Regions from separate parts of the Mus musculus genome. Here regions 1 and 2 are each linked to region 3. A link is a loop called in an ENCODE intact Hi-C map of the cell type or tissue named here. Cell type or tissue: left cerebral cortex. All regions are shown on one strand.

Region 1 (8,000 bases), 300 kb before region 3:
GCACTCAGCACAGGGGAGCAGTAAGCACTCAGGATAGGGCCAGAGAGCACCTGGAAGATGTTTGGTTAATGGTGAGGATTCTGAGGAAAAATTGGTGTTAGATGAAATGAGGCTGGCTGCTGCTGCTATGTGAATTCTAGTCTTTTCTGGGTTCCAGTTTCCTTCTCTATAACTAGGTATCCACAGTGTCATCTCACTGCCACAGGCTCTGCGCTGTGACTGCTTCGAGGATGAGCAGGGGAAAGTCAATGTCTTTCCCTGAAGGATTAACCTGGACCAGTGTTTTGGTCTAGAGACCCTCCCTGAGGCCTACAGCTTGGGCAGGACGTCTTAAAGGACACCACCGCCCTCTTATGGCCACAGCTGACTCAACAGTTGGACTCTGGCTGGCTTCCTCCAGGCCTGAGGGTTGACAGTGACTGTCCCTGGCTGCTCAGTGACTTCATGTCATTGATTTCCTGGCAAGGTTGGCTTTCTTTATAAGTGTAGTTGTGAGGGTTGGTTAGAGTAAAGAATGCTGACCATTTGGAGATTATAAGCAATTGGCCAGATGCATCTTCAGGAGGGAGAGGACCCAATTTGCCTTACTTTCTGCTCACAATATGTGGGGCCTGTCTGACAGTTTAGTTTCCTTTAGAGTCCCTCATTTGAGTAGAGAATTGTGCTGTTGATTCTGTGAGGTTGAAATTCAATGTGCCTCAGCAAGGAATGACAGTACACACTTCTGGGAGGTCCCAGCATTTGAGAGGTAAATGTAGACAGATCTCTGAGTTCAAGGTGTACAAAGCAAGTTTAGGCTAGCTAGGGCTACACAGAGAGATTTTTGTCTGAAGACAAACAAATTCAGTGGGCTTCAAACCTTGCAGGGCCAGGGGAAATGGGGATGAGTGAATGATGGGATAAGGGGGAAATAAATGCCTTTGTTAAATAGGCCCAGATGAAGCCACAGGAGACGCCTGTCATATCTTCCATCCACTACTGAACAGCATCCACTCAGGTGTAATCGAGTATAAGCAAAGTCCTTGTACCCTGTGTGCATGTGGCCTTGTCACAGGAATTTGAACCTGTTTCTAGTTGTGGTGTGGGTCAGCCCTTAGCACACATCTTTACTCCCTCTGGCTGGAATACAGATGTGCCCTTAGTACACACCTTTAGTCCCAAACAATGAAGGTCAAATTAGTTTGTAAGAAGGAAGCACCCATGTTTAAAAGTGATGTCTAGGGCTGGTGAGATGGCTCAGTGGGTAAGAGCACCCGACCGCTCTTCCGAAGGTCCAGAGTTCAAATTCCAGCAACCACATGGTGGCTCACAACCATCTGTAATGAGATCTGACGCCCTCTTCTGGTGTGTCTGAAGACAGCTACAGTGTACTAAATAAATATGTAATAAATAAATTTTGAAAAAAAAAAGTGATGTCTAATTGAGTGGCAGAAAAAGTGACAAATCAGAGAAAGATTTGACAGAGTAGGATATGCCCCACTCTCATGAGGAAAGGCTATTTAAGAGCACTCCGGGCAGTGCTTATGCCTTTAAGTGCCTTATGCCTTTAATCCCAGCACTTGGGAGGCAGAGGCAGGGGGATTTCTGAGTTTGAGGCCAGCCTGGTCTACATAGGAGTGAGTTCCAGGACAGCCAGAGCTACACAGAGAAACCCTGTCTTGAAAAAGAGGGAGGGGAGGGGGAAAGAAGGGGAGGGGAGGGGAGGGGAGGGAGAGGGAGGGGGAGGGAAGGGGGAGGGAAGGGGGAGAGGGGAGAGGGAGAAGGAGAGGGAGAGGGAGAGGGAGAGGGAGAGGGAGAGGGAGAGGGAGAGGGAGAGGGAGAGGGAGAGAAGCACACAGAGAGGAAGGAGGCAGTTTTACTTCGAGAGTTCCCCCCCACACTTTAGTTTTTCAAGACAGGGTTTCTCTGTAGCCTGGCTCTCCTGGAACTCACTCTGTAGACCAGCCTGGCCTCGAACTCAGAAATTCTCCTGCCTCTGCCTCCAAAGTGCTGGGATTAAAGGTGTGTGCCACTACTGTCTGGCATTACTTCAAGAGTTTTATAGAGACATATTTAAGAAAGAACAAGTGAGACACACGTAAAGACAGAATGAGCCAGACGGTTAGATAAGATTGCTAGAGTTAGTTTGAGGCCAAGCAGGAATTTAGAGGCTGAGAGAAAAGACAAATCTAATAAGTGAGCTGGGAAAAGAGTTTGAGACAGAACAACTGAGTTGAATCAGCCAGCCAGAGCTCAGAAAGAACTAGAAAGGGGGAGCTTATTCAGCAGCAATTCAGAGGCTGAAAACATTTTAGGCCTAGATAAGACTGTACAGAGTCTAGAAGCTTCCAGAACTAGACCTAGGTTAGCAAACAAAGACAGTAAACCTCCCAGTCAACAATTACAACAGGAAAATAAAAGTTACATTTATGCCTCCCTACAGACTTGCTTGTCACATGACTGTTTACAACAGTCATCTTTCAGCAGACACATGTCATCACTCAGAAGAGGTCCTTACTAAAGCACATTAGAGCCATAGGGCAGTAGGTGAGGACAGCACCTAAGGGGCTAGAAGACAAGGCCCACGAGGAGCAGTATTCAGAGGGTTCTAGCTTCTCCTCAGATGGTGTTTCCTGTAAATCCCGGTCCTAAATCTATAGTCTACAAAATATTAGATTATAGTGGTTTTGAGTTGGATGCCAAGGTTCATTTCTCAATCTCTAGACTTGCCAACAATAAATAAAATGATGAAATGGAACAGTTTGGGTAAAAACTCATACAGTTTGGTATGGCAGCTTACACCTGTAATCCCAGCTCCTGGGAGGTGGAGGAGGAGGAGTTCAAGGATACCCTGGGTTACACAGCTAGTTTGAGACCAACCTGGATGACATGAGGCACTGTCTTTAAAAAATCCTACACCTGGAATGGAGAGGTGGTTCAGAGGTTGAGAGTACTGGCCACATTTCCAGAGGACTTGGTTTCGTTTCCCAGCACCCACATAATGGCTCACAAACTTCTATAATTCCAGTTACAGGGACTCCAACATCCTCTTTTGTCCTCTTGGGCATCAAACACCACTACCACTACCACTACCACTACCACTACCACTACCACTACCACTACCACTACCACTACCACTACCACTACCACTACCACTACCACTACCACTACCACCACCACCAAACCCACAACCTACACAAACTCACGTAATCGCAGCATTTGGGAGGTGGAGGCATGAACATCTGGACCTCAGCAAGGTTATCCTCAACTATACAGAGTTTGAGGCTAGCCCTACACGGGGTCGTTCCTCTAAAACAAACACAAAACTGACATCCAAACACCAAACCAAACTAATGTCATATTCCCTTACGACATGAGAATTCATCATTCCGCAGGTGCTTTCTTGCCAATAGTAAACATGGCAGCTTGGTGCCCTCACTTCCACGAGTTAACTTAATATTGCCAATACTCAACATGGCTGCCACACTATCCATTCCCATTGGTCGCTTCTCTGAAGGAAGGCGGGAGTTGAGGAGCGGTGTAGAGCTGCGCCTGCGCAAGTCATTGGCGCCAAGATGGCGTTGGAGATGAGGCTCCCTAAAGCTCGCAAACCTCTCAGTGAGAGCTTGGGCCGCGACTCTAAGAAACACTTGGTGGTGCCGGGGGACACGATCACCACGGACACAGGCTTCATGCGGTACGTGAGGATTTGGGGGTCCCAAGGCCTCAGGAGGCGGCTGCAGAGCTCTCTGCACGTGGCCCGCTGTCCCGGAACCCAGGCCTCCTGTCCCGTTGTATCTAAGTCCCCGAGTTACCCGGGACACATCGGAGCATCCATACTAGTTCCCTCCTTTGCGAGCCTCACGCTTCTGACTCCCGGCATCTTGGCTGCACCTTTGTCAGTTCCTGATTCCCTCTTTTGATCTATGGCGTTCGGAACTTTTGGACCCTTATCCTGAAACTCAAGATTCTTGAGCCTTCCTAGGGAGGGAGAACTGGGGAGGGCTGGTTGCAGGGCCCTTCTTACAACCCTCTGAATGGACAGTGGGGTTGGTCATCTCTTTCAGTGTTACCTCAGCGACAAGCCTGACTTGGAAGCAGTAATTTTGGTGGAGCGGGGGTTGAGGCAACATATTGTACCCAACAATACAAATTTAGCACGGAAAGTCACAACATGTGGCAGTTAGGGCTGTCTATGGAGTCGGACATCTGACATTGTTATCCTTAGTTTAGCACCTTGCTAAGGCCGGTATCCTCACCTGGAAGACAGTGGTGACAACAGGAATTGGTAGGTTAGTGAGTATTAACTGAAAAGTGGGGCAGGAGAGCAAAATCCACCATTGTATTACCACCAAAGATAAATCTGCATTAGGTAGCCAGTCTTCCCGATGTCTGTCCGTCCCCCCCCCCCCGTCGTCCCCCCCCCTCACCCCCAACCCTCCAATCTCACTATGTAGCACTGACTGTCCTGGAACTTACTATGTAGACCGCTCTGATTTTGAACTCAAGAGATCCACCTGCTTCTGCCTCCCAAATTCTTTTTTTTTTTTTTTAAGATTTATTTATTTATTATATGTAAGTACACTGTAGCTGTCTTCAGACATACCAGAAGAGGGAGTCAGATCTCATTACGGATGGTTGTGAGCCACCATGTGGTTGCTGGGATTTGAACTCAGGACCTTTGGAAGAGCAGTCGGGTGCTCTTACCTGCTGAGCCATCTCACCAGCCCGCCTCCCAAATTCTTAACTCAAAGGTGTGGCCGTTTGTCCGTTGCACCTAGTTTGTTCTTTCTTCCTCTTTCTTTCTTTTTCTTTCTTCTTTTTTTTTGGTACAAATGAGATTATAGTGTTTATAGTGTTGCCTCTAAGCTTTAAGTTTAAGGTATTAGATGGCAGATATCTTAGGATTCATTCCTTCATAGTTGCAGCATGTGTTCAACATAGCCGGTGTGGTTGGGGTACCAAAGTGAACACCCGTGTCCTGGTGGAGGTTAAGATATAGCAAGGAACAGAAACAGTAAATGCCACAAGAAAATCGTAAATGCAGCGGAAGGGGGAGAACAGGTGTGTAGTTGGGAATGGGGTGGACCAGGAGCAGTTGGGGATCCCTGTGCTGCCTGGGATGTGGAGGTAGGATGTTAGGCAGTGACATTTGAGCACATTACTTTAAGATGGAGACGTCCATGTGACTGTCTGCGGAGAGTGTGAGGCTCAGGGCTGGGGGAGCCCGTTAGGTTCAAGAACTATGTTCTAGATCACCTCCAATGTATCCTGGTATCCTTTCTTTGTGGCCTTGTCCTTGCGCAGGGGCCATGGGACATACATGGGGGAAGAGAAGCTCATTGCGTCTGTGGCCGGCTCTGTGGAGAGAGTGAACAAACTGATCTGTGTCAAAGCCTTGAAAACCAGGTGAGGACAGAAGGTGTGTATCTCTTTCTCAGAGCATCTGAGTTCTACACAGGCCTTTTCCGTCTTCCCATGTCAGAGAGATTAGTCGTGCCTGTCACAAGCCTGCTATGTTGAATGTTCCTGTTTATCACAGTCAGCACCAGCAGCCAACTTGACACAAAGCTGGAGTTACCTCGTGAGCAGGAACCTAAACTGAAGAGTTGCCTCCATTGGATTGCCTGTGGGCATATCTGTGGAAGCATTTTCTTAATTGGTACTTGATGTAGGAGGACTCAGCCCACTGTGGGCGGTGCCATCCCTGCCTGGGCAGCTGGGCCTGGGCTGGGTAAGAAAGGGCATTGTGGCCATGCTTTTAATCCTAGCCCTGGGAGCAGAGGCAGGCTCTGTGAGTTCCAGGACAGCTGTGTGTGTGTGTGTGTGTGTGTGTGTGTGTGTGTGTGTGTGTGTGTGAGAGAGAGAGAGAGAGAGAGAGAGAGAGAGAGAGAGAGAGAGACAGACAGACAGACTGACAGACAGACAGTGTGAGAGCCAGCCTGGGAAGCAAGCCAGCAAGCAGGCTTCCTCCATAGACTCTGCTTCAGTCCTGGCCTCCAGGTTGCTGGGCGGCGCTCCTTGATGATGGAGTGTGATCTATAGGCCAAAGAAAGCCTTCCCTCTCAGGCTGCTTTTGGTTGTAGTATTTATCACAGCAGAAAGTAAGCTAGGGCATTGCGTGGAGGGTGAGCCTCACAGTTCCCTCACGTCACAGGTTCTCTCACGTCACTTGATCCTCCCAAGCCTGGAGTTACTTTCCTTTTCTGCATCATAAAGAAGACAACCACTTCAGGATTGCTGTTAGAATTCAGTGACGTGTTACATGTAAAGTACTTAAACACAGGGCTGAGTACCTAGAAGCAGCCCAGAAGGGAAGCCAATGAATGAGCTTGGGACTGAGTAGTCGGGTGAGCCGGGGCTGCGCTCTGGTCACCCTGCCTGGCAATGATGACGATTTGGGAGTCATAGTGTGTCGATTGGGAAGCCCTTGGAAAGGATCAAGATGAAAGCTGTGATCTGACATATATCTTAATCATTTGCTGTAGTTGTCATGGAGACAGTGAAGGGGGGCAGGGCATGTTTAGCTGGACTAGGGAACTGTATGCTGCAAAATGACCAAGTGATAACGGGCGCAGCCCTCAGCAGTGGCTAGCTCCTCTGTATACTTTATTTTCCGTCCTTGTAAGGGTGTTGCAGTAACTGATGTATTTAAGGGTAGTTAACAGAATGAATAGAGTTCCCTAGTTTCCAGTCTGGATGTCTTTGTTTCCCTCCTGCATTTTAAGGTGCCCTCAGCAGGATTTGTGTTGGGCTCATCCTAGAGCGTGACAGGAATCAAGGTTTTGGCCTAAGTGTGGGGTGGGGTGAACACTTACTGAGCTGGGGCTGAAAGGGAGAGAACAGTTTGCTGTGGAGAAGGGGAAGCAGCTGCTGGCAGTGTTCACCTTGTGTTTGTTATCTTTACAAGTGCTCAAGAGCCATTTGTGTGGCTATTGATATCAGGTGGCTTTGTGACTCTACCACCCAGGCGCTGGGATTGTGGATAATTCCCCACCTTGCCCAGCCTCTCACCATTAGAACTCAGTGAGCTCACTGTAATTGAGGGAGCTCTGACCAGAAAAGAGACACAGTCCAATGCCTGGGCCTTAACAAAGGGCATTTCACCCTTGGAATCAGGGTGAGGGACCAGCAAAGTGTCTGAGCCAGGCAGGCAGTGTGGACATGTAACAGCTTGCAGTGAGCAGATGCTTTAAGGATAGCTAATGAGAGTCTGAAGTTCCCAGGTCTAAACAGTAATTATACCCATGTGCTAAAAAAGATGGTTATTGCCTCCCTTCTGTTTGTTCAGCCTCAGACACTGTGTGGCCAGCCCGCTGGCTATTGGTAAGCTTCTGTTTTCTCTTGCAGATACAATGGAGAGGTCGGAGACATTGTAGTGGGGAGAATCACAGAGGTAAAGTCAGTGTTCATAAAGAGAAGGAGGCTGGCGGCTCAGGGATTGGGGCCTTCATCTGTGAAAGTATGAAGAAGGGGCCCTTTGTTTCTGGGGTGGTGTGAAATGCTATCCCACATTTATTTCTCTCACAGGTTCAACAGAAGAGGTGGAAGGTAGAGACCAATTCCAGGCTGGACTCCGTCTTGCTCCTCTCATCCATGAACCTACCTGGGGGAGAGCTGGTGAGTGCTCGCCTGCTCTGGAACTGTCCGGTCGGTCGGGCTGTGGGGCTTTGCTCCACCTGAGAAGTCTGCTTCACATGAGGTTGCTGTGGTTTTGTCACCAGATCTGCTACTTTGGTGAACACAGAGGCTTTTCTTCTAGCCCTGTGCTCTCAACATGGGCAGCAGCTTGTGTGTGGTAAGACCAGAAACACCCATGGCGTGGGCTCCCAGGAGGGAGCTGAGAGGAGGCTCTTGGGTCTTAGGATCTTAGTGCTGATTTCCTTTCTTGATGCCCAGCCTTGCACAGGGAAGGTGTCTCTTGAGGGGTTTGCCTTAGCTTGCTTGCTTTTTGGAGTGTGGGGTGGGTGGGGTTGAGACAAGGTTTCTCAGTGTAGCCCTGACCTGGAACTCACTATGAA
Region 2 (8,000 bases), 59 kb before region 3:
GCCACAGTCTTGTCTACATAGAGGGTTCCAGGCCAGGCAGGGTTGCATGGTGCGACCCTGCCTTGAACAAACAAAGAAACAAAAAAACACAGAAATGAAGGTATCAAGGCCTCAAAAGATGAGAAGGAAATGTTTACAAATCAGAAGACACAAGGGAGAAGCTAAATGCAGTGTCAAGTCCTGGAGCAGGGAAACATATTATTAAGAAAAGAAAAGAAACCCAGACACAGCCTAGAGCTTGTTAACATTAGTTAGGTGGTGCTGATCTTGGCTTCCAGGACATATATCAGCAGCAGAGACACAGAACAGGCAGGCATGGGGACTGTCCATCTTGTCTGTGTAAGTTGTGATTTTAAGAGAAAAATAAAAATAAAAATATTTGCTTAAATTTCCCCAGGAGTCCTAATCGTCTGGATCCTGGTCCTATGCCATCCTGGCTTGTTCACGTGACCCAGTCTGACTCTCTTACAGATGCCGCCCTGGGACATTTAACCTGCAGCCCCACAATCCAGTGGGCTGCAGCAGCTGCTTCTGTTATGGCCACTCCAAGGTGTGTTCTCCTGCTGCCGGGTTCCAGGAACACCACATCCGCTCAGACTTCCGCCATGGTAATTGTGCATGAGGTCTGCCTTCCTTGGCCCTGGCTGAGAATCTCAATTTGGAAGCTGGGATGGGGACAGCAACAGCCCTTCCACCATCTCCCCCTTTGGAAAGACACCCTATGCCCCACAGCCGTGGTGTGTAGGGTGGGAAAGGAAATCCCCCATCACCTGCCACTGCCCCGGGGCTCCTTCCCCAACCACCACCCCTCCAGCCTCTTACACTTTACCATCAGGTGGCACTGGAAAACTGGGTATTGCTGCGGCAACCCTGAGTCCTGTAGGGCAGCCTCCATTTACCAGCAGGAGAGTTAGTCTCCTCAGTATATGTGAGTTTCAGCTTAGACTCTTGGCCTTCATTTATTAAGCACCGTCTGTATGCCAGCCAGTGCTGCTCCCTGTTCTAGGCTATCTCAGGATCCTTGTAGGCAGGTCTCTCATTCACAGTTTACAGACTACATCCGGTCTATCTGAGATTGGTTCTGGCTACTATGATTGTGTCTTTGGAACAAGAGGGTGCAACTCCAAGCTCTGTAATCCATCAGAGTCCAGATGCCCAGCAATCCTCCTTGGAACATTCCCCCACACCTGAGAGTTTAGTCTTAAAGACTGGACATCAATTTCAGGATGTCCAGATACAGAGGCAGTGGGCCCTCTGCTGGACACCACACAGAAAGCAGGGTACCACATAGCAGTGATTGGCCTGAAACTAGCCAAAGGCTTGTCTTCTGAATCCTAAGACAACAAAGAGAGGGCTAGGGATGTAGCTCAGTGGATAGAGTTCTTGCCAACCTTGCACAAGGTTTGTCCGGGACGAGGACCCAACTTGGCCTCAAACTCCCTCCGACTTTAGAGCCCTGCTGGAACTTGTCACTGCACGTCACTGTTGGGGTGAATATTCTGTGTTCGATATTTAGGAGCTGGTGGCTGGCAGATCAGAAGCATGGGAGTGTCCAAGCGTCCTCTGCAATGGAGCCAGAGTGGGCTCCTCCTGGGCCTGCGAGGAGGGGAGGAACTCTCAGCCCCAAGTAGGTAACAGTCAGTCCCCATTGGCCACACCTCCCAGGTCCCCGCTGCTGCTAATAATTCAGATCTTCAGAGTAGGTGAATTCTGTTTGTTTGGTTGGTTTTGGTTTTGGTTTTGGTTTGGTTTTTCGAGACAGGGTTTCTCTGTGTAGCCCTGGCTGTCCTGGAACTCACTTTGTAGACCAGGCTGGCCTCGAACTCAGAAATCCGCCTGCCTCTGCCTCCTGAGTGCTGGATTACAGGCGTGTGCCACCATGGCCTGGCGAATTCCCACCTCTTAATACTTTACTAGAAGGATTCTTTCAGCACAAGCTTAGGGGTGCCAGTCAAACAGGTGCTGGCGAGTGGCCATGGATTCGGTAGCATGGAACACATACATTTATTCTCTTTGTGTATTGGAAACCGGAAGCAGGGACTGGGCATCACGTCACAGGGCTGTGTCTCCCCTCCAGAGTCCACACCCTCCCCCACCTTCAGAAAAGCTGTCCTTCTTATGATCACAACTGATCTTCGTCTCTTCCTCCCTGGAGATCCCCTGGACCTTACTGGATAATCCAATAGACCTCTCCTACTCTAGCTGCAGCTTAGTCCTTTTTGACCTGGTCAAATCGCCTCTGGTTAGACCCCAGGGATTATGCCTGGGGACAACTCTGGGTATTATGACTCTTCAGTCAGAGCACGGCAAATGTGAAATCATCAAAATACTCTGTGTGTGTGTGTGTGTGTGTGTGTGTGTGTGAGAGAGAGAGAGAGAGAGAGAGAGAGAGAGAGATGCATGTTTGCATGGGAGTGGGCACAATCGTGTGTATGGGCGCAAGTGCATGCGGAAGCCAGAAGTTAATGTGAGAAATCATCTGACATCTCTCTTCCGCCTTGTTCATTGAGGCAGGGTGTCTCAGTCAAACCCGGAGCTCGCTGACAGGCCAGTCCCCCACTAGCCAGCTTGTTCTAGAGATTTCCTTGCTCCAGCTTCTGAGGCTGGGATTACAGCAGGCCACCATGCCCATTGAGTGTGGGTTCTAGGAACCCAAACTCTGGTTCTGTCACTCTGTGTCAAGCACTCTAACCACTAAGACATCTCCCCAGCCCTGGCCTTGGATTGCATTGTGCTTGGATGGTTTATTGTTGCCATCTATGCAAATGCTAGGGGCTGGTGGGATGGCTCAGCTGTTAAGTACTCTGGTTGCTCTTCCAGAGGTCCTGAGTTCAAGACCCAGCATCCACATGGTGGCTGGTGACTCATGACCATCTATAAAGGGATCTGATGCCCTCTTCTGGCATGTAGGTGTACATGCAGACAGAGTACTCCTACATTTGAATGATAGGTAGATAGATAGATAGATAGATAGATAGATAGATAGATAGATAGATAGATAGATAGATAGATAGATAATAAACAAATAAGAATACAGATGATAGAATCAAATTAAGCATATGGAGCTATCAAAGCTCTTCCCTCTTATCTTCAGAGAAGTTCCTGGGAGACCAGAGACTCAGCTATGGACAGCCAGTCATACTGACCCTCCAAGTACCCCCTGGAGGCTCCCCACCTCCTATTCAGCTGAGACTGGAGGGAGCAGGCTTGGCTCTGTCTCTGAGGCCCTCCAGTCTACCCAGCCCTCAGGACACCAGGCAGCCAAGACGAGTTCAGCTCCAGTTCCTGTAAGTGTCCTCCCGGTCCTGAGAGGTGGGAGTGGGGTGGCAGGCAGAGTGGCCTCTGAGGGCTAGGCACACTGGGAGGCTCTGAGGACCCCAGCCTCTTGGCACCACCTGTCCCTACATCAGGCTGTCCCATTGATTTTCTGTCCTTTACAGCTTGCAGGAGACTTCTGAGGAGGCAGAGTCCCCACTGCCCACCTTCCACTTCCAGCGCCTGCTTTCCAATCTGACTGCTCTGAGCATCTGGACCAGTGGCCAAGGACCGGGCCATTCTGGTAGTATGATAACAGTTCACACCCTTAGAATATGGGTCCTGGCCCTGCATTGTCCGTGGAGTTCCCCCAGCATGGACTCTGAGATTGAGGAATCAGGACACTTGCACAAGGCAACAGAAGTGTGTCTGAGGGCAGAGGCAGGGGTTGGACGGCAGGGAGCAGGAAGTCCTGGGGAAGAACAACTCTAGGAAGCCGATTCACATCCTTGACAGAATCCTGTACCATCCCGTCCCTCATCTTCCTGTGAGCACTGCTCACCCTGCTGGCCAACAGTGGCATTGCACCTCATCCACTTCATGGGCTGATAAGGATTCTAAATTCACCCAACTGTTTTTTTGTTTGTTTGTTTTGTTTTGTTTTTTGGGTTGTTTTTTTTTTTTTGGTTTTTTTGGTTTTGTTTTTCAAGACAGGGTTTCTCTGTGTAGCCCTGGTTATCCTGGAACTCACTTTGTAGACCAGGCTGGCCTCGAACTCAGAAATCTGCCTGCCTCTGCCTCCCGAGTGCTGGGATTAAAGGCATGCACCACCATGCCCGGCCTTGACTGTTAATTTTAAAATTGTTCTTCAAGCCTGGCGTAGCAGTAATTCATGCCTGTAATCCCAGCACTTAAGAGGTCAAGGCCAGAGGATCGCAAGCTTGAATACTGCACAGGCTATACAGCGAACACCCTGTCTCAAACAAACAGTTGACCCCTTTGCATGCATGAGCCCCATTGTGGGTTCTCAGGAAGTATCGACTGGACATGGATGCAGGTCCCCCCTTGCTTCTCATTCTGCAGGCCAAGTGCTCTTGTGTGAAGTTCAGCTCACATCGGCCTGGCCCCAGCGTGAGCTTGCCCCTCCAGCCTCTTGGGTGGAGACCTGCTTATGTCCCCAGGGATACACAGGCCAGTTCTGTGAATTCTGTGCTCTGGGATACAAGAGAGAAATACCTCATGGGGGTCCCTATGCCAACTGCATTCCCTGCACCTGCAACCAGCATGGCACCTGTGACCCCAACACAGGTAAGTCCCCAGAATCCCATTCCAAAGCTCCCTGAGCTATGCAGACACGGTGGCATGAGGACTGGACCTCACAGATGGCCCTTGGGAGACATGGACACTGGCCTGTCCTTGCCCTGTTCCCTGGGACTTCGCCTATTATAACAAAAGTCCTGAGTGGAACCTAGGGGCCAGGGATTGTATGCACCTGAGGGGGCCTTCAGCCAGCCTCTCTTCAGGCATCTGCCCACGCCTCCTCCACCACCACCACACCCTGCAGGCCCTGGGAAAGGCCCCTCAGAGCCTTGCTTCCCAGCAGGTGCTATGAGAATTACCAGCACAGATAGCAACAGGAGAAAGACATTCAGAGAGTCGCACAGATGACAGGAACTCATGGGTGTTCACCCAAAGCCACAAGCCAAGTGTCCTCACTGCTTGGAAAAGTCACTTCTCTCCCCGAATGTCCCCATCTATACAGTACAGACAGCAGTAGTATACACTGCCCAGGCCATGGAGACAAAGTCCATGAAGGTCAGGAATTGTCTAGATATTTAAAAGAACAGAACGCTCTTTGCACTGAAGTTCAGGGGTAGCTGACGGAGTGAGCCGTGGGTGGGTTCTTTTCCTGGGAGAGACAGATAAATAATATAAAGGAAGGAATAAGATAGTCTCATCCCCTTCCTCCCTAATGTCTTCTCCTTGATTCCTGTAGACATGCAAGTGATATATTCTCCATTATTGTCCCATTTGTTTCCAAGTGGGGTGACCTCATGACCTGTAGGTGACAGAGCCACACCTCCCACCAGCGGTGGTGGCTGTCATTCAGTAGAGCTACTTCTCATACCTACAGAGATACAGAAACCTCTCCAGAGGTCATGTGACCAGGAGGCGCTAGGGGACAGACACAGGCCTTTTCACCTCTGTGTCACAGGCCTTTCGCCCTGCTGCCTCCCCAAGACAGGTGGAATCTCTGATACATAGAACATTGTCCATGGCTCCTGTGCCTGGCAGACATCACCAATTGAGCCTAGATGAAGCCTCGCAACCCTTTCCTGGATAATGCTCCCTGCAGCTCCTGTTGAGGAAACAGAATCTCCTCATGAGATTGAACTGATTTTTCACCCCCACGGAGCCCTTGACTTTGCCACAACTTTCCATTCGGTATAAGTAAGCCTTCGTCTGTAAAATGGGTAGAGCAGCTAGTCTAAGAATCAAGCCTGAGGGTGTGAGCTGAGGCAGGAATTCTCCCTGGCTCTAGGGAATGAAGTTCTCTTCCGTTCTCCTCACAGCCATGGCTGGACACTGCTGGTTGCCTCCTGTAGGGCCCCTCTTGGGTCCCCATGGTGAGTCACGACCCTAGGCTCTGAGCAGACTCCAGGGGTTGCTGGACTGGAGAAGGGGGTCTGTGGTATCCTCCGTCTTCCAGTACCAAGAGTTGCCATACCAATAGCATGTATATACTATAGGTCCTGTACAGAGTGAGCCCCCGAAAGACTGGAAGCCTGAGCCAGGGTCTCCCTTTAGGTGGGGCCCTCAAGGTGAAGAGGATTATTGCTGTGCCTTCCATTGGTCGGGAGAGCTGTGAGACAGGAATAGTGAACAGTGTCCAATTGTTGTCCCTGCCCACCCTTGCCCCCCACCCTGGCTCTGCCACCCCATCCATCCACTCCTGCCAGCATATTTGTGGTGTGGCCTCTGTTACCATCCATCCCAACTTCTAAGACAGGGATCTGAGGTGCAAGGTGGCCACCCAGCCAGTAGGTGGCAGAGCCACACCTCTTACCCACCGAGGGGCGGGTTAGAAGGTTTTCCCAGCTCACACACACAAACCTTAAGTGAACCCAGGCAGTCTGGCTCAGCCGGGATTTACCCCAAGCTCCTGTCTCTCTAGTCTACCAATGTGTGTCCTGCAACTCCTCCACCAGGATACTCACTGTCTAGGGTAGCAGTTCTCAATCTGTAAGTCGCAATGTCTTGGCAAACCTCTATCTCCAAAAATCTTTACATTACAATTCCTAGCTGTAGTAGCAAAATTACAGTTATAAAGTAGCAACAGAAAAATCTTTATGGTTGGAGGTCACCACATCATGAGGAACTGTGTTAAAGAGTCGCAGCATGCCGGGCAGTGGTGGCGCTTGCCTTTAATCCCAGCACTTGGGAGGCAGAGGCAGGTGGATTTCTGAGTTTGAGGCCAGCCTAGTCTACAGAGTGAGTTCCAGGACAGCCAGAGCGACACAGAGAAACCCTGTCTTGAAAAACCAAAAAAAAAAAAAAAAAAAAGAATCGCAGCATTAGGAATTAGGAAGGTTGAGAACCACTGTTCCAGGGGCTTCTGGACTGAGATAGTGAACAAGTGCCTTGCTCCTTAGGGATCTGCCTGTGTGGCCACCACACCGAGGGTCCATCCTGTGAGCGGTGCATGCCAGGTTTCTACGGTAACGCCTTCTCAGGCCGTGCTGATGATTGCCAGCCCTGTCCGTGCCCTGGCCAATCAGCCTGTGCAACCATCCCAGAGAGTGGAGATGTGGTGTGCACACACTGCCCTCCTGGTCAGAGAGGTGAGTGGCTTGTGCTCTGTTTCCCAGAAAGACCAAGCCTGAGCCCTGATCCTGCCCTGGCTCTAACAGAGGTTAGGGTATGACAGGTAGGACAGAGCATGGTCCAAGGGTGGCAAGCATGACTTCTGAGGACAGAGTCTCCTTGTCAAGTTCCCAGTATGCTGAGAGTTACTGCAGACCTGGGGCTTTGGCCATATATAATGGAACCTTGGAAGGCCTATATGTGGGCTTTTAGAGTTGTTTTTAAAGTTGTTGGGAGGAAGCCAAGGGACCTGGGATCCTCACTGCAGAAAACCCCAACAATGAGGTTGGCATGTCTCAAAGGAAGGCTCAGCTTGGGAAGTGATGCTGAAGAAACCAGACCACCTGAGTCTGAGACTTAGAGCACAGAAGACAAAGAGCAAGGGCAGGGACCACATTCCTCTCCCCTCGGCGCTGGGGAGGCAGAGGGATACCGGGAGTCCAGGAGGAGCAGTGGGGCTCAGGGGTCCTCTCTCAAAACACAAGGTAGAGTTAAGAATGACACCCAACACTTATCTCCGGCCTTCACGCACATACACATATGTGTACATCCACACACATGCACACTCGTTTGCCTGTACAGACACGTGCGCACACACAGACACATACACACACACACACACACACACACACACACACACACACAAACACACACACACAGAGGACTTTTCAGAGTTCAGGTTTTAGTGAGTATCAGGCAACAAGAGGCAAACAGCCCTCTCCTCCCAGGTTCCATCCTCTCTGCTCCCACTCTCTGCTGCAGGACTTCCCCCTCCCCGGCTCTTCCCTCAGAGGTGCATTTAACAGCCTTTGAGGCTACTGCAATGCCCCACAAAGTCACCCACTTAAAGTGGACAATTAAACGGCTATCGGTATATTACA
Region 3 (8,000 bases):
GTTCGTTCCTTCCTTCCTTCCTCTCTCTCTCTCTCTCTCTCTCTCTCTCTCTTTCTTTCTTTCTCTCTCTTTTTGAGATGTGCTCCCTTTGTTATGCATGTGGTCTTGTCTGGCCTGGAACTCTCTATGTAGACCAGGATGGCCTGGAACTTACAGAGATCTATCTGCCTCTGCCTCCCAAGTGCTGGGATTAAAGGTGTGGGCCAGCATGGCTGGCCAATGGTGACTTTTTAAAAGATCTGATGGGGGTTGGGGGGTTAGCTCAGTAGTAGAGCACTTGCCTAGCAAACGCAAGGCGTTGTGTTTGTTCCTCAGCTCTGAGGGAAAAAAAAATCTGATGGTATTTTGGGGCAGAACTCTGGCCCAGCCCACCCTTCTCCAGACACCTTGGGTAGGGAAGGCATATGGCCTAGCAGCTGTAGGCTTAGAGGGTTGTACTTTCTTCCACCTTGGACTGGCTGAGCAGTTGGGGTTGGGGAGTCCCACTTCTATTTTGTGCCTGGTTTTTCTTCTGTGACTTAGGATCACCAACCCGCCCCTTCCACACAGCTAGCCCAGGGGCATTCTGTTGAGGACGCTGCAGAGGGAAGGCTGGGGAGCTTTCTGTGTGAGGGGAGGAGTCTTGACCCTTTCATTTCCTTCATCTCCAAACCAGGGTCATGATGTTTGAAGGAAAAGCCAACGAGAGCAGCCCGAAGCCAGCTGGCCCACCTCCAGAGCGAGACATCGCCAGCCTGCCTTGAGGACCCACCCGGACCTTCCGGGCTGCCATCCCTGCCCCTGCCTCTCCCTCTGCGCTCTGCCATCTTGACTCATTGTGTTAGGTCTCCTGGGTTATGCCCCAGTGGACTCATTTTTTTTTTTTCTCTATGTAAGCACATGTTACCTGACTTAATGAGGCTGGGAATCCCGAGCCTCAGGCCCCTCTGCTCCCTGCTGCTCTGCCCTCTTTGTACAAAAGGGCTAACATCAAACCAAAAACTGGAGAGGGCAGGGAGGCTGCAAACCTCGTTCCCATGTTTGAAGAGGGCCTGTCCGTCAGTTCATCTTTCTCAGCTTCTAAATTAAATTCAGGCTGCAAGCTGCTCTCGGAAGATCCAGAGCAGGCACAGAGCTCCAGGGCTCCCTAGTGTCTTAGGGACATGCTTCCAGTGCCGCTGGACCTTCTAGCAGCGGCTACTCAGTGGCTAGACACACAACTGATTCCCTTTTGTTCTTGCCCTTGTCCATTCTCAGCGACATGACGCAAGGTGGGGAGGAAAGAACAACCTTTGGGTACTTCAGAGGAACCAGAAGGAACCGCTCCTTTACAGACAGCTCAGAGGGACAGTGTAATGGCACTGTCCCTTGCTAGAGCAGTAGAGGGGTTTGGAGGCAGAGGTGAGGTCAGTGGTGTGAGGGAGTCCTACTTTCAGGGTGGATGCTGAGGGCACCAGGGTAGAAGTGGAGTCAAGTGTTGAACCTCAAACAGAGAACAGGCTGTCTGATTGCACAGTGCCCCAATCCGGCTATTTACTGTCCTGCCCTACTCTCCCCTCCCTTCACTCCCTCAGTTATTTATCGAGTGTGTATTACAAGCTTTAAGTTCTCTTGCTTTGTCTCCATGTGTGCTATGTCCAACTCCTAGCTCCCTTTTCAAATCCCTCAAGTCCTGGAGCTTGGGGATTAGATGGAGGTAACATGGCAGATTTTAGCTGGGCCAGTCCTTCCATTTCACTGCTGGCCTCCAGGGGTTAAGTGCCTTGCTGAAGGTTGGTGGGGGCTATCAGAGAGTGTGGACTGGAGACCCGCTCTAGGCTGCATTGGTCAAAGGAAAGGGTAGAGAGCAGCATTTCCCAGCCTGATACTTGAGGAAGGTGTGGTCTCCACGGAACACCTTGGGTCAGGACTCACCCTCCTGAGGGCCTCCAGGTTGGCAGTGAGATTTCAGTAAGCACCAAGCCTAGCTTTGCAGATTGTCTTCCTTACAGCTTCCTGACTGGTCTTCAGAGACCATTTCCAAGAATTCATGCAGCAAAGTATCAAATGTCTTACCCGAGTGGGGAACCTCAGCCTTGACCCTGCTTGTGTTCTGGAACCATTTACTCTGGGCACTCAGGACGAGACAGTCACTCATCACACATATTTATCAAGCACCTGCTCAATGACACGAGTCCAGAACCCGGCAGTGAAATGGACTGATGTATGAAATTTATGTCTACTGGGGAATCACTCCCAGCCAATCTAGCCAATGACTATGATATGGAGTGGGGGGGAGTGCAAGAGGTGAGTACCATGTAGTCCCAGGGATTCCAGCTGGGCTCATAATTTGGCAAGTGTCAGAGGAGCCTCTGTAAAACCTTAAGTGGAAAAGACAGGGAAGCGTTGAGCTAATGTGCTTTTCCTGTGGCTCTTGTTCCACAGTCCAATACCCAGGGTGCTGTTCCCACAGCAGTGAGAGAGAGAGAGAGTGAAGCAAACAGGGCATGGAATGGTTAGCTCCAGTTCGTCCTCTGGTCTCAACCAGTTCAGTTCAGGAGAGAGATCATTTCGCTATGACTGGCTGATTTTCAGCCCTAGGAGCTGCTTCAAATGCACAGTCTAGTTGAAGTTTAAACCCCAGCATTCCTCCCTATAAATATAAAATCCTGTCTACCCTCACCCCATCCTTTGACTTATTTTTCTTTTAAGATTAGCATCTCTGCCCCCATTTCCTCCTGCCTTCCTTCTCTGAGCGGGCTGGGACCTTGGACTGCATTGGGTCCCTATTCTATGTGACAGAGGAAGGAAGAATCAGCCGGCTCAGTGGGTCCACAACTCATGAGCTTACACACCACCTCCATAAAGGAGTGTGCCACTGACCTCTGCAGAGCACAGAAAGAGGCAGTGGTCTGAAGATCAATCTATGGGAAGACTTAAGAATGACCCTTTAATGGAGGAGTTGGCATATATTTCAAGTTGTGTCTGTTGGTTCCAGGGTTTTTAACCTCTCTAGTTAAGGGCTTAGCTTTCTTGGGACATCGGCTGCCTTATTTCTGAAAAAGACCAAATGTAACTGGTGTAACCAGCAGTTTGGGGATTGCCAAGTATGGCTTTGCCCTGTGACTCAAAAGATGTTTGTAAGGTAGATTTGGGTGAGTGCCATTATTGTGTGCATGTGTGTATGTATGGATGGGATGTGGTCTCCTGCAGACTGAAATAAACTAGAGCAATTTATCAGTGTCTTTGTGTTTCTTGGGGACAGCTCTGGGCTCAGTAAATTCAGAAGAGCTAGCTGACAACAGGTACCAAGTAAATGAGTGTGTCCTGGGTCTCCCATGTCCCAGACAGACAGTTGACGTCATCTGATTAAGCCCAAGACCCAGGTCTACTGTTAGCATTTTACAATGAATAGAGGCTTGCACACATGCAACTTGTTGAGAGACTGCATCTGACAGAATGTGCCCTCTGGAGCTGACCCACCAGCTCCAAGTTAGGAACCTCTTTTATAATTCTACTCCAGAAATGTCTTCAACATCAGTCAGTATACGCAGATCTGAATCTTAACCCTTCCTGGCTGAAAGCTATTGGATAATTTAACTGCTTTGTGTGGAATTCTCTTATTACATATTTTTTTCCAGACAGGGTCCCATGTAACTCAGGATATCTAGAGATTGCTATGTAGCCTAGGAAGACCTTGAATTCCTGACCCTCTAATCCCCAAAAGCTGAGATGATAGCCGCGCACCATTTGCGATGTGAAGTGGATATGGCTTATGATCTGAAACGATTGCCTTGAAAACAGTAAACAAAACCGATCTTTTGTCCCTTTTCCTCTCCGTTTTTAAAAGGGTTCTGCACCGGCACACAGTGCAGTCCACCCGCTAACCGAACCTCTCTGTCCGCTCTTCCCAGCAAAAAAGTTCCTAACTTCTCTAAGTCGGAAGCTTCTAAGAGCCCTGCAGGTAAGTGCTACCGGGAAGCATCGAGAGTCTCAGGAAGGCCGAGCGTGCCTCTCTCTAAGGAAGAAAATTAAATAGCGAGGCTGCGCACGCAGCATCCAAAGGAAGGCGGACTCCGGCCCGCGCCTCATGGCCACACCCACTGCGCGGAACCGGCCAATGGGGCCTTGTGGATTGGCAAGCGCGCGACTTCCGAGCAGCCCTCGACTGCCTCCGAGCACACTAAAAACCGGCCTGGGTGACGTCAGTCACGCGCGCCGGAAACGCGCATCTACCACGCGCCGCGGGCGCTGAGGGAAGGAAGTTGAGGCCTGAGCGGCCTGAGCTGTGTTTGAAAGGCCGCGGGTGGCAGCGGCAGCGCCAGCAGCAGCTACTTGAACACCCTGAAGGCGGCACGATGGGAGACGAGATGGATGCCATGATCCCTGAGCGGGAGATGAAGGTTAGAGCCTGGCCGGGGCCTCCCCGCCTGCGTAGTCCTGGAGTTGCCTTGGAGCCTCGCCTCTGCCGGCTGCTCCTGCAGTTCGCAGGGTCGCGATCGCTCGCCCCACAGAGCGTCCGCAGCTCTGCGTGTCGCGGGCCTGAGTTCCCTGCAAGTGCAGGTACCTGTCCTTGCGTGGGTTTGTCCACGCCTTCTGAGTTACCCCAGGTACTCTGATGGGCTGGTCGCCTTACTGGTGACAGCGATTCTTGTTTATTGAGTGAGACGTACTGTCGCCACCGTCGCTGCAGCCCTTACGACCAGCTTAGAAAGAGGAGCGCATTGAAGCCTTGAAAGCAAATGATCCAAAGTCACGTGGCAAAAGCCTTACATCTCTCTTACGATTTAGGCATGGTCTCTTGTAGCTCAAGGTGGCTTCTGGTCTTGGGCTCTTGTCTCTGCCTCCACCTCCCAAGTGGTGGGATTATTGGTGTGCATTACCACAGTTGGCTTAGACGCTCAGTTCTTATTAGCTCTCTATACTTGAGGGTGGTCCAAACTACCTAAAGTGGAGCCAAGAAACACTATCTGCCTTCAAAACCCCTAGTTAGTAGGAACAGGAAGTCAAGTTTGGCACTGGAAATCAGCTTGAACTCATGAGACTAAAGGAAAAGCAAGCGAACCCTAAGTGATCCCCATGCTACAACTTCTGGATACTGTGTTAATAGTTGGCTTATATACTCTGACAGAATGGAAAGGCAGGGGACCGTAGACAGTTGGAAATGAGTGAGTTGCAGGAAGGTGTTAGCCATTTGTGTGACCGGTGAGTCGCTAAAATGCACATGGGTCGAGTGCTCCATATCATGCTTAGAAACAGTGGCTCTTCCTTGAGTCAGCACATGTGCTGAGCCCGGTAATGGGCAAGCTTCATGTTCCTCAGATATGTTCGGGTAGAGAATTTAGAACCACAGGGCTAATAGCAGTATTTTAATTCCTGCCAAAAGCAGAAAGGAGAGGTTTGGGTTTTGGGTTTGTCTGTTGTGTTTGTTTTGTTTTGTTTTGTTTTGTTTCTTTTGTGTTGCTTCATCACACTGGCCCACCACAAAAAAAGCCACCAAGCCCCAGTGGTACAGTCATGACTATTAGGATGATAATATCAAAAAAGATAGATGATTTGTTTCTTTATGAATGGCCAGTGTGGCCTCATGGGGAAATTTGTGTGAACTTTTACCCACCGTATTCAACTGGGATTAAGAGTACTGCTCTTCCAGAGCTCCTGAGTCCAATTCCCAACACCTACAGGGCAGCACACAATTGTCTGTAGCTCTAATTCTCACACAGACACATGCAGGCAGAACACCAATGCTCATAAAAATCTTCCAGTAAATATGTATTAAACATGGACTGCAAGAAAATTAGTATGTGTGGGTGTGCTAGACACCCTTTATGAAGCATTTCATAAGGTTCTGTAGAAATACATTTTCTCTTGTAGCTGTCATATTCTTTTCACTAAAATCCCTAGCTGGAGAGTTAGGAGGTGTGGTGGAGGATACAGATAGAGCTTAACAAAGTGATTACAGATTAACACTTTTTGAGGGTATTAGATCCCCAGGAACTGGAGTTACAGACAGTTGTGAGCTGCTATGTGGGTTCTGGGAATTGAACCTAGATCCCCTGAAAGAGCAGCCAGTGTTCTTAACCATTGCTTCCTCTCTCCAGCCCTCTCTATTTATTTCATTCAGCAAATGTTAATGAGTATTATACCAAGCACCACCAAATACAGAGTCTAAAAACAAAATTGGTGGCCTCAAGGTAATAAGTATATTTTTGTTATCCTGAAATTGCATTTATGGACTATGATAATAGACATGATTTAATTTCTTCCTTGATCTTGTTTCCTATTCTAAAACAGGACTTTCAGTTTAGAGCACTGAAGAAAGTGAGGATCTTTGACTCTCCTGAAGAGTTGCCCAAGGAGCGCTCGAGTGTGCTTACCATATCCAATAAGTATGGTATGCTCTTCGCTGGTGGCACCAATGGCTTGAATGTTTTTCCTACTAAAAGCCTTCTTATCCAAAATAAACCTGGAGATGATCCCAATAAAATTGGTAAGCACGTTCTTTGATTTATAGTGTGCAGCAGAGCCAGGGCTGCAGTAGCATACTAGTCAGTGTATTTCCTTACTAAGACACGATTCTGATGTCAAAATTGTGATTTCTTTTGGCCTTGCAGGGAGCTTCCACTTAGGGTGCCAAAGGCCTTTCTGAGTTTTCTTTTCAGCTCTCTGCTATTGTTTCTGTGAGCCACTTCTCTAAGATGAGAGGGAAGAAGACCTTACTGTTGTGCTCAGTTGAACGTGGGCTCTGGGAAGCCATCCAGAAGAAGGCATGGCTGTATCACCCTGCAGACGGAAACGTGTGTCTGCAGCATTGAGCAGAAGTGTTTTCAGCAAGGGCCATAGCAAGAGTCTTGGGATATTTAAAGCAGCATTACCTATGTACAGGAGAGTTAAGCTTAGTTCCTGTAACTAGATATCCAAGGTATTGTTACTCTGTATCCATCGTGCATCAGGAGGAAGTGGGGAGAGTGCACCAGTGGGCTGGTGAGACAGCAAAATCTTCTATGTTAATACACATAAGCAGAGTTGCTGATGATCAAGACTGCCAGACAAGAACTCCAGGAGTCTTGTTCCTTCTGGCAGCTCTGATTGGGGACTGAATCAGCAGGGTTTATAAGCATAAAAAAATGTAAGCAACTGGGACAAGTTACAGTTACAGTTTTCACCAGTCAGGACTCTGGGATTAGGGACTCTCCCAAGTGTTTCATTGTTGTCAGCTGACATTGAGTGTAAGTGTTTTTGCTCAACCAATCAAATTTGTCTGTTCTTTCTGTTAGGAACAACATTATGTTTTGGGGAACTATTGTTGCTTAGAGAGGGAGTTGGTGAGCTTGTAGAGAGTCCTCAGTTCCCCAGGGCCTAGGAACTTGAACTTTGTTCATCCAATAGGAAAAATGGAGTCTGAATGTAGAATGTCAGTCCTTAAGACCAGCTCTTTATCTATGCCCAACAGGTGTATTTTTATATAGGTGAAAATGTGGGTTTGTATTGACTTGAGTAAAGGATTATGACTGTGTGCCTGTTACATGCTGTATTTTTCTGCTTTGTGTTTTTATAGTTGACACAATTCAAGGCTTGAATGTTCCTATGAAATTCCCAGTCCATCACCTAGCACTGAGCTGTGATAGTCTTACACTCTCTGCCTGCATGATGTCTAGTGAATACGGCTCCATTATAGCTTTTTTTGATGTTCGCACATTTTCAAATCAGGTAAGCTACTATATGGAAGCAGAGACTTGCTCGTAGACGTTCTAACTTGGAAGCTGTATAAAGGGTGACGTGGCTGCTCCATGGTCTGGTAAGGGGGTATTCATTGTAGCTATAAGAAAGCAAACACTAGAGGAACTTGGAAGAGTCCAGAGCAGAGAAAGAAGTAGACTGAACATGGCCAGCAGAGTGAATATAGCCAGGGCTCTGGGGACGAGGGGAGATGGAGAATAGAAACAACGCCGTGAGGCAGGCTATGAGGAGAGTGAGTAGCTGGAGGAGGGACGCTCATGAGCTGTAGGGGAAAAAGTATGGACTCTGAAGTGTGTGGCAGG

The links. A loop is a pair of places that touch in the nucleus more often than their neighbours do. Peaks named below come from ENCODE experiments on the same cell type or tissue, not always from the same donor. Only the 100,000 strongest peaks of a DNase experiment are listed, where the experiment ranks them.
Region 1: it touches region 3 in a loop (3-fold over the local background); 2 of 42 quality-filtered maps call a loop at or near these places.
Region 2: a loop joins it to region 3, with 4 times the contacts of the local background. A loop is called at or near these places in 2 of 42 quality-filtered maps.

The regions. Positions count from the first base shown.
Region 1 is chr2:31,667,186-31,675,185 of GRCm38, forward strand. It overlaps Exosc2 (exosome component 2), which reads left to right and starts at 3,530. Exons shown (of 9, transcript NM_144886.3): 1 at 3,530-3,676; 2 at 5,287-5,388; 3 at 7,330-7,375; 4 at 7,510-7,599. The coding sequence starts at 3,555. In left cerebral cortex, CTCF peaks have their summits at 356 (motif pointing left) and 1,303 (motif pointing left); a DNase peak (open chromatin) is centred at 3,492; H3K4me3 peaks cover 1,154 bases; H3K27ac peaks cover 339 bases.
Region 2 is chr2:31,911,520-31,919,519 of GRCm38, forward strand. It overlaps Lamc3 (laminin gamma 3), which reads left to right. Exons shown (of 28, transcript NM_011836.4): 8 at 472-608; 9 at 1,517-1,627; 10 at 3,095-3,287; 11 at 3,441-3,559; 12 at 4,339-4,563; 13 at 6,909-7,097. Among named protein-coding and RNA genes, the nearest start is that of Lamc3, 28 kb to the left of the region's middle. In left cerebral cortex, CTCF peaks have their summits at 1,257 (motif pointing left), 2,904 (motif pointing left), 3,830 and 6,300 (motif pointing right); DNase peaks (open chromatin) are centred at 1,249, 3,814 and 6,314.
Region 3 is chr2:31,970,248-31,978,247 of GRCm38, forward strand. Aif1l (allograft inflammatory factor 1-like) reads left to right here. Exons shown (of 6, transcript NM_145144.1): 6 at 656-3,195. The coding sequence ends at 743. Nup214 (nucleoporin 214) reads left to right here and starts at 4,203. Exons shown (of 36, transcript NM_172268.2): 1 at 4,203-4,361; 2 at 6,253-6,448; 3 at 7,517-7,668. The coding sequence starts at 4,317. In left cerebral cortex, a CTCF peak has its summit at 4,212; a DNase peak (open chromatin) is centred at 4,117; H3K4me3 peaks cover 1,890 bases; H3K27ac peaks cover 1,110 bases.